Linked DNA regions of Homo sapiens: region 2 is linked to region 1. Evidence: read pairs that join two places in POLR2A ChIA-PET (ENCODE). Cell type or tissue: OCI-LY7. All regions are shown on one strand. Region 1 overlaps AFF2 (ALF transcription elongation factor 2). Region 2 overlaps AFF2 (ALF transcription elongation factor 2).

The links. ChIA-PET counts read pairs that join two places held together with the same protein. Peaks named below come from ENCODE experiments on the same cell type or tissue, not always from the same donor. Only the 100,000 strongest peaks of a DNase experiment are listed, where the experiment ranks them.
Region 2: POLR2A ChIA-PET joins it to region 1 with 9 read pairs; 2 of 35 experiments call an interaction of 5 or more read pairs at or near these places.

What each region holds. Positions count from the first base shown.
Region 1 is chrX:148,523,498-148,528,497 of GRCh38, reverse strand. All of the region lies in intron 1 of AFF2 (ALF transcription elongation factor 2), which reads right to left. Among named protein-coding and RNA genes, the nearest start is that of AFF2, 25 kb to the right of the region's middle. In OCI-LY7, a CTCF peak has its summit at 504; a DNase peak (open chromatin) is centred at 2,507; H3K4me3 peaks cover 1,461 bases; H3K27ac peaks cover 4,248 bases.
Region 2 is chrX:148,645,777-148,650,776 of GRCh38, reverse strand. The region is part of intron 1 of AFF2 (ALF transcription elongation factor 2); the gene reads right to left. Among named protein-coding and RNA genes, the nearest start is that of AFF2, 150 kb to the right of the region's middle. In OCI-LY7, no CTCF peak of the experiment used is centred here; a DNase peak (open chromatin) is centred at 2,986; H3K27ac peaks cover 2,132 bases.

The DNA.
Region 1 (5,000 bases):
GCTGAACACCAGGAACGCCATGAGAATTTCTATAACATATATGTGCACTTCACAACTGAAGACATATCAACACAGAAAAAAATTCCTTTAACAAGAGTAGGAAGTGATGACTGATTTTACAAAAGAATTGATCTCAGTTTCCCTTTAAATGAGAAGCTCACCTCGAGAAGTTAAAATAATATATAATTGACTAGTGTGCTAAAGTTTTCCCAAAGTAGAAAAATATCTAAAAGGTGAGGTACAGCTGTAAGGGCAAATCAAATACCAAATTAACAAATTAACAAATCCCTCAAGTTTTATTGGCTCTCTTGTTCTTTCTTTTCCAGAGGTAAATTTAAAAAGTAAAGTGAATTACAGTAGTCTTTGCTCTTCTCCTAGCACAGATTGTTACTTGCCTTAGGCTACTCTAAGCATATGAAAACAGTTGAAATCTGCAATTACAGGACACTACCTATGGTTAGCAGCGCATCACTTTCTTGGGTCAGCTAAAGGCAAATGGTCATTGGAGAGCTGCTAAAAAGAGTCAAGGAAAGGATAATGTGTATACTGTCCTTCAAATGGTTTTCTGATGTCAGGAGAAGAAAGAAATCAACAGGAGAAATGGGATACAGAGGTACAGAGGCAGGCTCATCTGAGCCAGTACTAGAGTTAGGGCAAGCAAACAAGATGGTTTCAGGTGACTTAGAAGGGACCCAATTACTGGTCCAGGAAATGACAAAGGTCAATGCATAGAATGAGGATGAGGTGGCGGGGGAACATTTCTCATTTGTTTTTTTGAAACATTTTTATTTTGAAAAAAAATTCAGACTTCCAGAAAAGCTGTAAGAACATTAAAATAGCCTATATATCTTTCACGTAGTGTTAATTGGCAGTCATGATAGCCCCCTACCTGTAAACCCAACATTGTGTATCGCCTAAAAAAAGAACATTCTCCTACATAACCACAATATGATTATCAAAATCAGGAAATTGATGTTGATATTCTACTGTTATCTAACCTACAAACTTTATTTAGATTTCACCAACTGTCTCAATAATATACTTTATAGAAAAAAAGAAAGAAAGAAAGGGTCCAAGATCCAATCTAAATTCATGCCTTGCATTTAGTTTTCATGTTTCTGTAGCCTCCTTTACCCTGGAGCACTTCTCCAGTTCTATTTTTCACTATCTTGACATTTTTTTAAGAAAAGGGGCACTTATTTTGTAGAATGTGCCTCAATTTGGGTTTATTGTCTGATGTTTCCTCATAGTTAAATCCAGATTATGTACTATTGGCAGAAATGCCACAAAAGTGATCTTGTGTTCCCCTCAGTGCATTTCATCAGGAGGCACAGGAGGTCTCCATGTCTCATTCCTGATGATGCTCACTTTGGTCACTTGCTTAAGGTGGTGTCTGCCAGGTTTCTCCACTGCCAATTTGCTACTTCTTCCCCTTGCAATTAATAAATATTTTGTAGGGAAATACTTAGAAATTATGTAAATATTTCATTACTCCTCAAACTTTCACCCACTGCTTTTATGATCCATTGATGACTCTTACCTGAACTGATTTTTCACAGTGCTAGGGGTTAGCACATTTGGATTGACTAAATAACTAAGTATATTGTGGATCATGTGAGCTAAATTTCTCAATTTTAGAGAAGGGAGTTACCGGTAAGAAAAGGGGAAAGACTGGAATGTGGTGTTTTATTGGAATTGGTGAGATCATTATAACATCATGATATTTTAATATGCTGTATATACAGATGAACAGATATAGAAATAGAGATAGATGTGTGTTCATGTATGTGTATGTGCATGTACGTGTATATATTTCCTAGCTCTATTTGCTGAGATGGCCTAGAAATAATGGCACTCCGGTAGTAAAGGTATACCTATCCCCTTTTCTATAAGTACCATTTTGTTCTATATCTTGTTCTATAAGTACCATTTTCCAATAAAGGAAATTAGGCTTCTAAGAGAGATGAATCCAGGGCTGAAGCAGAGAAAGTACCAGGTGAACCTGAAGTATTTTGTTCCAGAAATTAAGGAAGTGATTCATAATCAAAAGGACATAGGAGCCAGCTAGAAACAGCTCCCACTGGTCAAGTCTGGGAAAATTTGTGCATCAAAAAAAAAAAAAAAAAAAAAACAAGATTGTATTGTACTATAGTTTCGCAAGATATTACCACTGTGGAAAACTGGATAAAAGTACACAGGACTTCTGTATATTCTTTCTTGCAACTATGTGTGAATCTAAAATTACCTCAAATTTTAGCAATAAATAAATAAATGATGATAGTAATGGATTATAACTCATTAAATAAAATAAGAATCCACCGACTAAATGAATTAACAAAGGTAAAGTTATTTCTTATAGTGGAGTGCCAAGTTTTTTGTGCCACATTTCCTTTTCCTTTTCTGCCAACTGATCTTCTTGCTCACGGAAGATCACTTTATTGAGTCAAAGCTATTATACTATGATTGCTCTCAGAAACAGGTGTTTTCAGCAAACCTAAGGATGTGTCTCTCTGAGCTGTGACTGGTGTGCCCTGGCTACTCAGACTAGTGGAAGTCCTGAAGTTGGTAAAGTCTGGTACCCTGTGGAGGTCCTAAGCACACAGAGCAGTCAGAACTTTCAGATTTCTCGTATGTTATCTCAGCCTACTGACACTGAGTCCCTACTATGGGATACATTATATATACATGAAATCAAATGTTGTTTTCCATCTCCAAAATAGATGATGTTTAGAATGTTCTTCCTGTCTTTCTCTGTGAATTTCACAACTGTTTTTTCTAACATTTCAAATCCTTACAATTAATGGCTCAAGTGTGATTCCTTTTAATGATACTATAAAATTACTTAAGTGTTAAATTACTATATTCAATATTCATCTATTTATAGCTTTATCTATAGATAGATAGTGTTGAAATCTATAGCCCACAACCTAATGTGTATTTATGAAGTCTTCTATTCTGGTTATTTAAATATAAACTATTTCTAAGTAATATAGATAAGCTAAATGATAATATCTGACTAATGGGACCATTATCTATTGAGAATCAGCTCATTCACTGGGCTGAGATTATCATCTACATATTTCTATAGTGGTAATTTAATGATAAGTGTTACAATTTTGTTTGTTCTTATAAGCTGTAACATCAGTCAGACCTTTTTGATTAAAGTCAATATTTGCTATATAATATTGACATTGGCTGGAGTTTAGACTTTAAATGTTATGTCAAAGCTCTCTTTATATATTATGCTTGGTTATAGAAAAGAAGAAAAGGAAAGTTATTACTTCAGCAAACTGGTGGCTCTAACACCTCTCTCTCTCTCCTGCACATGCACACACACACACGTACACATAAGTTAAATTTTGAATGTACTTTCTTTTATACAATTAGCAGGGTCAATATAGCAGGAAAATATTACTATAATTATTTTTTCCTAATAGAATTCTGACATCTCTGTTTTTCATTTTTAACAAGCTACAATTACAACTGCAGTTGAAGCTTTTTGTACAGTTAATTTACATTCCAAAAATATTAGAAAATTCAACTGACCTAATTTCTCAAAACTTGTTCCTTTAGAACACTTAAAAGGGAGAGGTGCCCACAACAGTTGTCAACAAATAAGACTGAGTACTTTACAAGTCATGACTCCAAATGGTGATGTGGCAGTTACAGCCCTTAGTAAAGGAAGGCAAGCTCAGTGTCCCAGGACACACATGCCGCCTACTGCCTGCTCTCTGGAAGATGAGGCATTGGTAACTCAGATATAAAATGTATGGAAAAGTGCTCTTTACACCTGGCTTCTGAAACACACATAATGTCATCCATTCAAATGTTGTCTCCACATCCTCTTTAAGATGGGAATATTCTGAGAAATTCTACATGACTGAATGTTAATGGATCCAGAGATTCTTGTTAGCTCCTCTGTTTCTGAGTTTATGAAAATGTTTTAAATTGGGGAAGGGGGTTGTGAGAGGAAGAGAACTCAGCTCTACAGCCAAATTGAGTGAGACTGGTACTTTAAAAATTATTTCCTTTGGGAATTCCATATGGTACATTTGAAAAGGCAAATTTTAATGCTAAGTTCCTGTGGAAGTACTTATCTGAAAGGCAATGAAGAAATGAGAAGTAAACTGAACCATTAGCCTACAAAAACAGAATATTTTCTGGAAAGTATTAAGTCATACAAATCCTTCTGGAACATTGTTTAGAATGGGCAAATTAAAAATGGAAAAGCAATAAATAAATTACCTCCTTTTCTCTATAGGGGCATATATTTACTTTTACCCTTCTCATGCACATTAAAAGACTAGGTTATAGTCTGAAGGGGGATACAATTTTCAAACCACACACACACACACACACACACACACACACACAGAGAGAGAGAGAGAGAGAGAGAGAGAAAGAGAGAGAGAGAGAGGCTTCAACCAAAGCTGTACATCAGTACCGAAGTGCTAACAGTAAGTTTAAGTGGCAAGATGCAGAGTTTCTTCTTTGGTGTTCCAGGCTTTGAATGAGAATCATACTGCCCGACATCTAAGAGCCACTTTGAAAATACAAGGGTGGAGTGGGTGCCTTTCCAAGTCAAAACACAGAATTCTCTCTTCAACCATTCTCCTCATCCCTGCCTACACGATTACCCTAAAGAGTATGTCATTCCTTTCTCAATCTGGAGGAACTGGATCCAAGGATTTTCTGGAGCAGCGACAGTGTTGAAATATCTGCTATGAACTACATGAAAGAGAAAAGAAAAGCAGTTAAAATTCCATTTTACACTTGCACAATTTTGAAACTGTCAAGAACTAAAGACTAATATTTGGAAATTATTTTATGAACAGGCATTCTAAATTTTTTTGCATGAAATCAAACAAAGCAGGCTTTGTCTTTCATCCTAATTTCCAAACACTTCTTATAAATGGTTGCTAACATCTCTATCTATGCTGCAAGAGAGCTATTTTCATTTGAACAACACGGTATATAATTGAAGTCAGAGTTGTAAATTA
Region 2 (5,000 bases), 120 kb before region 1:
TTTGCTCAAAGAACCTAGAACATAAACTATCTGTGCAGCTTAACTAGATGTTGATAAACATGGAGTGTACAATGCCACTACACTTAATCATCCACTTTTCTTCACAGGAATCCTTGAATGGTCAAATTCAAAGTGACTTTGATAACTTTATCTCCTGGATAAAGAACACTCATTTCTCCATTAAAAAACAGCAACAACATTTATAGGATGTTTAAATGCACATTACACTTTCATAATACAAACGTCAGATACATTAAAGCTCACTGGACCATTCATGAGTATATTCAGCAAATGTTATCACTGTCTGAGTAAAGCAAAGAAAACCTTCAGAGTCCTACCCAAAGCCAGGGCCCCATATCTAGGCCTTGCCTGGTCAAGGAAGATATCAAGTCCAGATACTGGAAGCCAGGCTATTATTTGTAGTCTCAGATGCCCTCCATAGGTATTAGATTTTCTAGCATCATCTTTCATTTCCATTCACAAGTTGAACTCAGAACCCCAAACAATTGTTGTGTGTCTCAATGTCTCCATGTTTGAGACTGACATGGAAACAATCAGGCACAGTAACATCTTCAGTCCGTTAAGTGTGGCGCTTGTGACCGTACCTCAACACCATAAATTGGCTGTGTGTAATCCAATCCCATCAATTTATCCAAATGTAAGAAAGATTGGGTGTTATGGGGGTGGGGGTAGAGTAACAAGTTAAAGCAATATTTAGTGAGGGCAGGGTTGTTGCAAAGGAGAAGGACACTTAATTTCTTTGCTTTCCATAGCAGATTAGTATCTACACACAAACAAGAACCAAAGTCTTTTCCTTCTGAGTAATGCGAGCAGGATGTCAGTTTTCTAGCTATCTGTTCATTTTGTGCACCTGACAGCTAAGAATGACAGGCCCATAGATCACATTTAATTCTCCCATGAAGAGAACTGAAGTGCTTTGGTCTCTTGGCTTTGCAAACTACCTTCCTTCTCCGAGGGAAAGATATAATTAAAACCCTGAAGGAAAAAGAAAGGAGAAGGAGAAGAAAAGGAAACGTGCTTCAGCTTGCATGACAACCTTTCAAACGATCAGCAGTAAGGGCACTTTCGGTGCTTTAGCCCTGGCTTTGATTTGTTAGGAGGCTCTTGGCTGCATTTTGCATCAGTTCATTAGCTACCAAATTCCAGACACAAATTTGAATAGCAGATTGAGTGTGCATGCGGGTGTTATCTGTTGCAAGCAAAACTGCCTGCTGCATTTTTTAACACATCCGACAAAGAACAGTTAATTCTCATATCTCTGGCGAGAATGAATTTAATCTCCACAGAGCTCCACTGCTCTTGGAAGGCAACCAAATATCTCCAACTTTTTCCTTTCTTGCTCAGCATGGCGTTGTATTGAAGGCTTCACACAGTGAGGTCTAATGAGTAATGAACTACATGGTGATGAGGCTTTCAGTCTATAACGTCACTGATTTCTGACTGAAACCAACATTACTAATTTGAAGCACCAGCTAATTAAAACCACAGCTATGTATTTAGCCTCTTGTTATACCTACTGCAGTTTATAATTATGAGGACCTCTTTATCTACTCAATTAAATTTCTTATGATTCAGGCAGGTTGTGTTTGAACCTGTGAGCCCTGCAGAGGCTGCAGGAAAGTATATGTCTGTCCCCTGATAATTTGATACATCTTTACACACCCAGGCCTGCTTTCCAAAGGAAAAAGAGCTCCATAGCCCACAAAGAAATGCTCAAGCCAAAAACCTGAATTAATCATCATATCATCGGTATGAACAATTCAAGTTTATTCTGTGATGAAGACAGGATGAATTGATCCTATCAATCAGCATGAAAACCCATGTTCATACTGAGAAGTTAAGCCAAAAATCTCAACTCAAGGATTCATCACTCTTAGCAAGTTAGGATATTTTTCCAACTTTTTTCTCCTGGATATAATAAAATTGGTCACATTATGATAATATAAAAACTGACCACTCAAAACCAAATTTACTATGAATTAACCAAAGGCCTTAGGTTTCTCTCTCTCCAGGTTACCTTTTTGGAATCGCTATTTCATTGATATCCACGCTAGCTGACTGGAAAAGGTCAGAAAGAAGAACAAGTTCCATTTAACTACTTTGTTAATCACCTTGGTGTAAGGCATGATGGTGAGAAGCTTCTCTCTATCATAGGATTTTTTTTCTTTTCTTTTTTTTTTTTTTTTTTTTTTTTGACGGAGTTTTCCCTCTTGTCGACCAGGCTGGAGTGCAATGGCGCAATCTCAGCTCACTGCAACATCCACCTCCCAGGTTCAAGCGATTCTCCTGCCTCAGCCTCCCAAGTAGCTGGGATTACAGGCACCAGCCACCACGCCTGGCTAATTTTTTGTATTTTTAGTAGAGGTAGGGTTTTGCCATGTTGACCAGGCTGGTCTCCAACTCCTGACCTCAGGTGATCCACCCGTCTCGGCCTCCCAAAGTGCTGGGATTACAGGCATGAGCCACTGCACCCAGCCCAGGATTTTTATATTAGCTGTGATTTCACCCACCTGTGTGCTTCCCTAGCCACCACAAACAGAGGAACTGCCCTCATTTACAAAAGAGGAAACTAAGGCCCTCCAAAAATGAACAGAGGGAGCTGTCTCAAGCCGTCATCAAGCTAGTGGCAAAGGAAGATCTGAATCTGTTTCTTCCATCTTCAAGTACATGTAGTATCTTCTCCTAGCCTTCTCCTTCTCTCAGACACTTGAACCTTATCTTGTATGTAGATAACTCTCATTTTGCTCATTAAAAGCCTCAGGTTCATTGGTGGGACAATAAAATGCAGGGCACATGTAGATTCCGTGAGATCTAGAAAGTTCAATTATGCCGTCTTCATTAGCGCACAGTGGTAGCCCACACAGGCTGACAATGCAGGCTAGTCTTTTACAACAGAGACTGTTTATAACAGGAAGAGAGTTTAGCAATCATCTAGTTGCAGTGCCCTCATTTTACAGATGAGGAAATAGAACTAAGGTAAGGTAATGGGCCTCACAGCGGGTTTGTCAGAGAACTAGGAGGCTGGAACTCAGGCTTTCACATTCCCAAGCAACATGGTTTGTCCCTTCTGCCTCCTGTGTTTCCATCACACTTCAGAATGAAGATGAGTTTCACATGCACTCCATTGGTCACCTTTCCTTAGGACTGCATTTTATTAGAAATTGGCAGTAGGGAAAAACTTTAGGGATTTAATTTAGATTCGAGTATAGATAAACCACTAGTTTCCTTATATCAAAATGTACAGACCCTAAAGGGATTATAAAAATTAACTGCATCTGTGGGGAAGAGGCTGGGCGAGGGAGAGTAAAAACCAGTTTCAGTCCATTTGGTTCATATATTTCATGAAGCTAATACTCATTGTTTACCTAATTTGGTTATTTTACAAAGCCACTTGGGGAATAAAAAATTGATATTTTAAAATGATAAATTTGTTTTAAAATACTGCTAATATATGATTTACTGTAGTAATGGTGTACATGAAGGTAAATAATTCAGCCTCACTTGTTTTCCAGTCCAACTACAGTAAACACCTTTATTTGGCTAATATCTTTGCAAAAGCATAAAAATACATATTTAATCCACTCAAAGGACAAACATAAGCTATCACTCACTTCCTGTGGTTCTTCTGAATGAATCCCTGCCTTCTATAACATGTGTAGATATTTATCCATGTTATATGTTCCAGAGTGTCAGGTGATACTTTTTCTATACCGAGTCCTATTTTGAATTTGACACTGATCTAATCTCTACATAACTTCTTTTTGTTAAGAAAAGAAAATCTCTGCTATCCAATACCTTCAAACTTAACCCACATTATGTAAAGTGCTAAATTCAAAACTATAAAAGCAGCTCAAAACAGGCCATCATTATTTTACACATATAGAGTAAAAACACAAGAACCTTGGATCTGGAGGTGTGCAAAAGAATAGAAGGTAAGTGGCCTTGGAAAGGAATTTCTAAAACCAGTAGAACCTCCTCAGCCATATTTAATGTCAGGACTCATGAGGAACTCAGCATACCACCACTCTCTTCAGCAAATGAACTATCTCCCTGCAAACACTGTCTCTCATGAAAAATAATCAAGAAGAGAATGAAAAGGTGAGAAACACACAAGTTTTTAGCTCTAGACAGCTGCCCATCTGATCATTCCAATTTGTTTTTGATTTTCCTTTAAATCTGTGGTTTGTAAAATTATGTAGACATCAATAGTCCAGAGGTCCTGGCAGAAACAGGCTTAATATTTCAATGTAGGAGCATCTTGGGACTACCTCATCCCCTCCATTTCTGAAAATGGAAGCAAAGATTCAGCCCATCTGCAAAGCCTGTCTAAGCCTCCTCCAATTAAGTCAGGCAGACCTCCCAAGAGCCATCCCTCCTAACTTGTTTCTGTATCCCCTGCTTTGCTTCTTTTCTAGTCCTCTCTTTTCATTAATAACAGCTTGATTGAGATATAACTAATATAGCTACAATTTCACCCATTTAAAGTGTACAATTCAGTGGTTTTTAGCATATTCACAGAGTCTTGAAAGCATCACCATGATATTAATGTTAGAATATTTTCATCAACTCAAAAAGAGGCTCTGTACACTTTTAGGTATCATCCTGTCCTGCAATCCTACCATCCAGCCCAGCCCTAAGCAACTACTAATCTACTTTCTCTCTGAATGAATTTGCCACTTCTAGATACTTCATATACATGGAATTATGCAACATGTGGTTTTTTGTGCATGGCCTCTTTCACTGAGCATACTATTTTCAATGTACATCCACACTGTAGCATGGGTCAGTACTTCGTTTCTTTTTATAGTTAAATAATATTCCACTGTATGGATATTCCTGGTCCTATGATATACTGTGCTCATTAAGAGGGCTCAATTTTGTTTTCTTCTAATGATTTAACCAGGATTCTCTAAGTCTCCCATTAGACTTTTCCCTCCTTAAGGTCAGAGGTTTTTAAGTCACTGCATCCTCCAACTGAA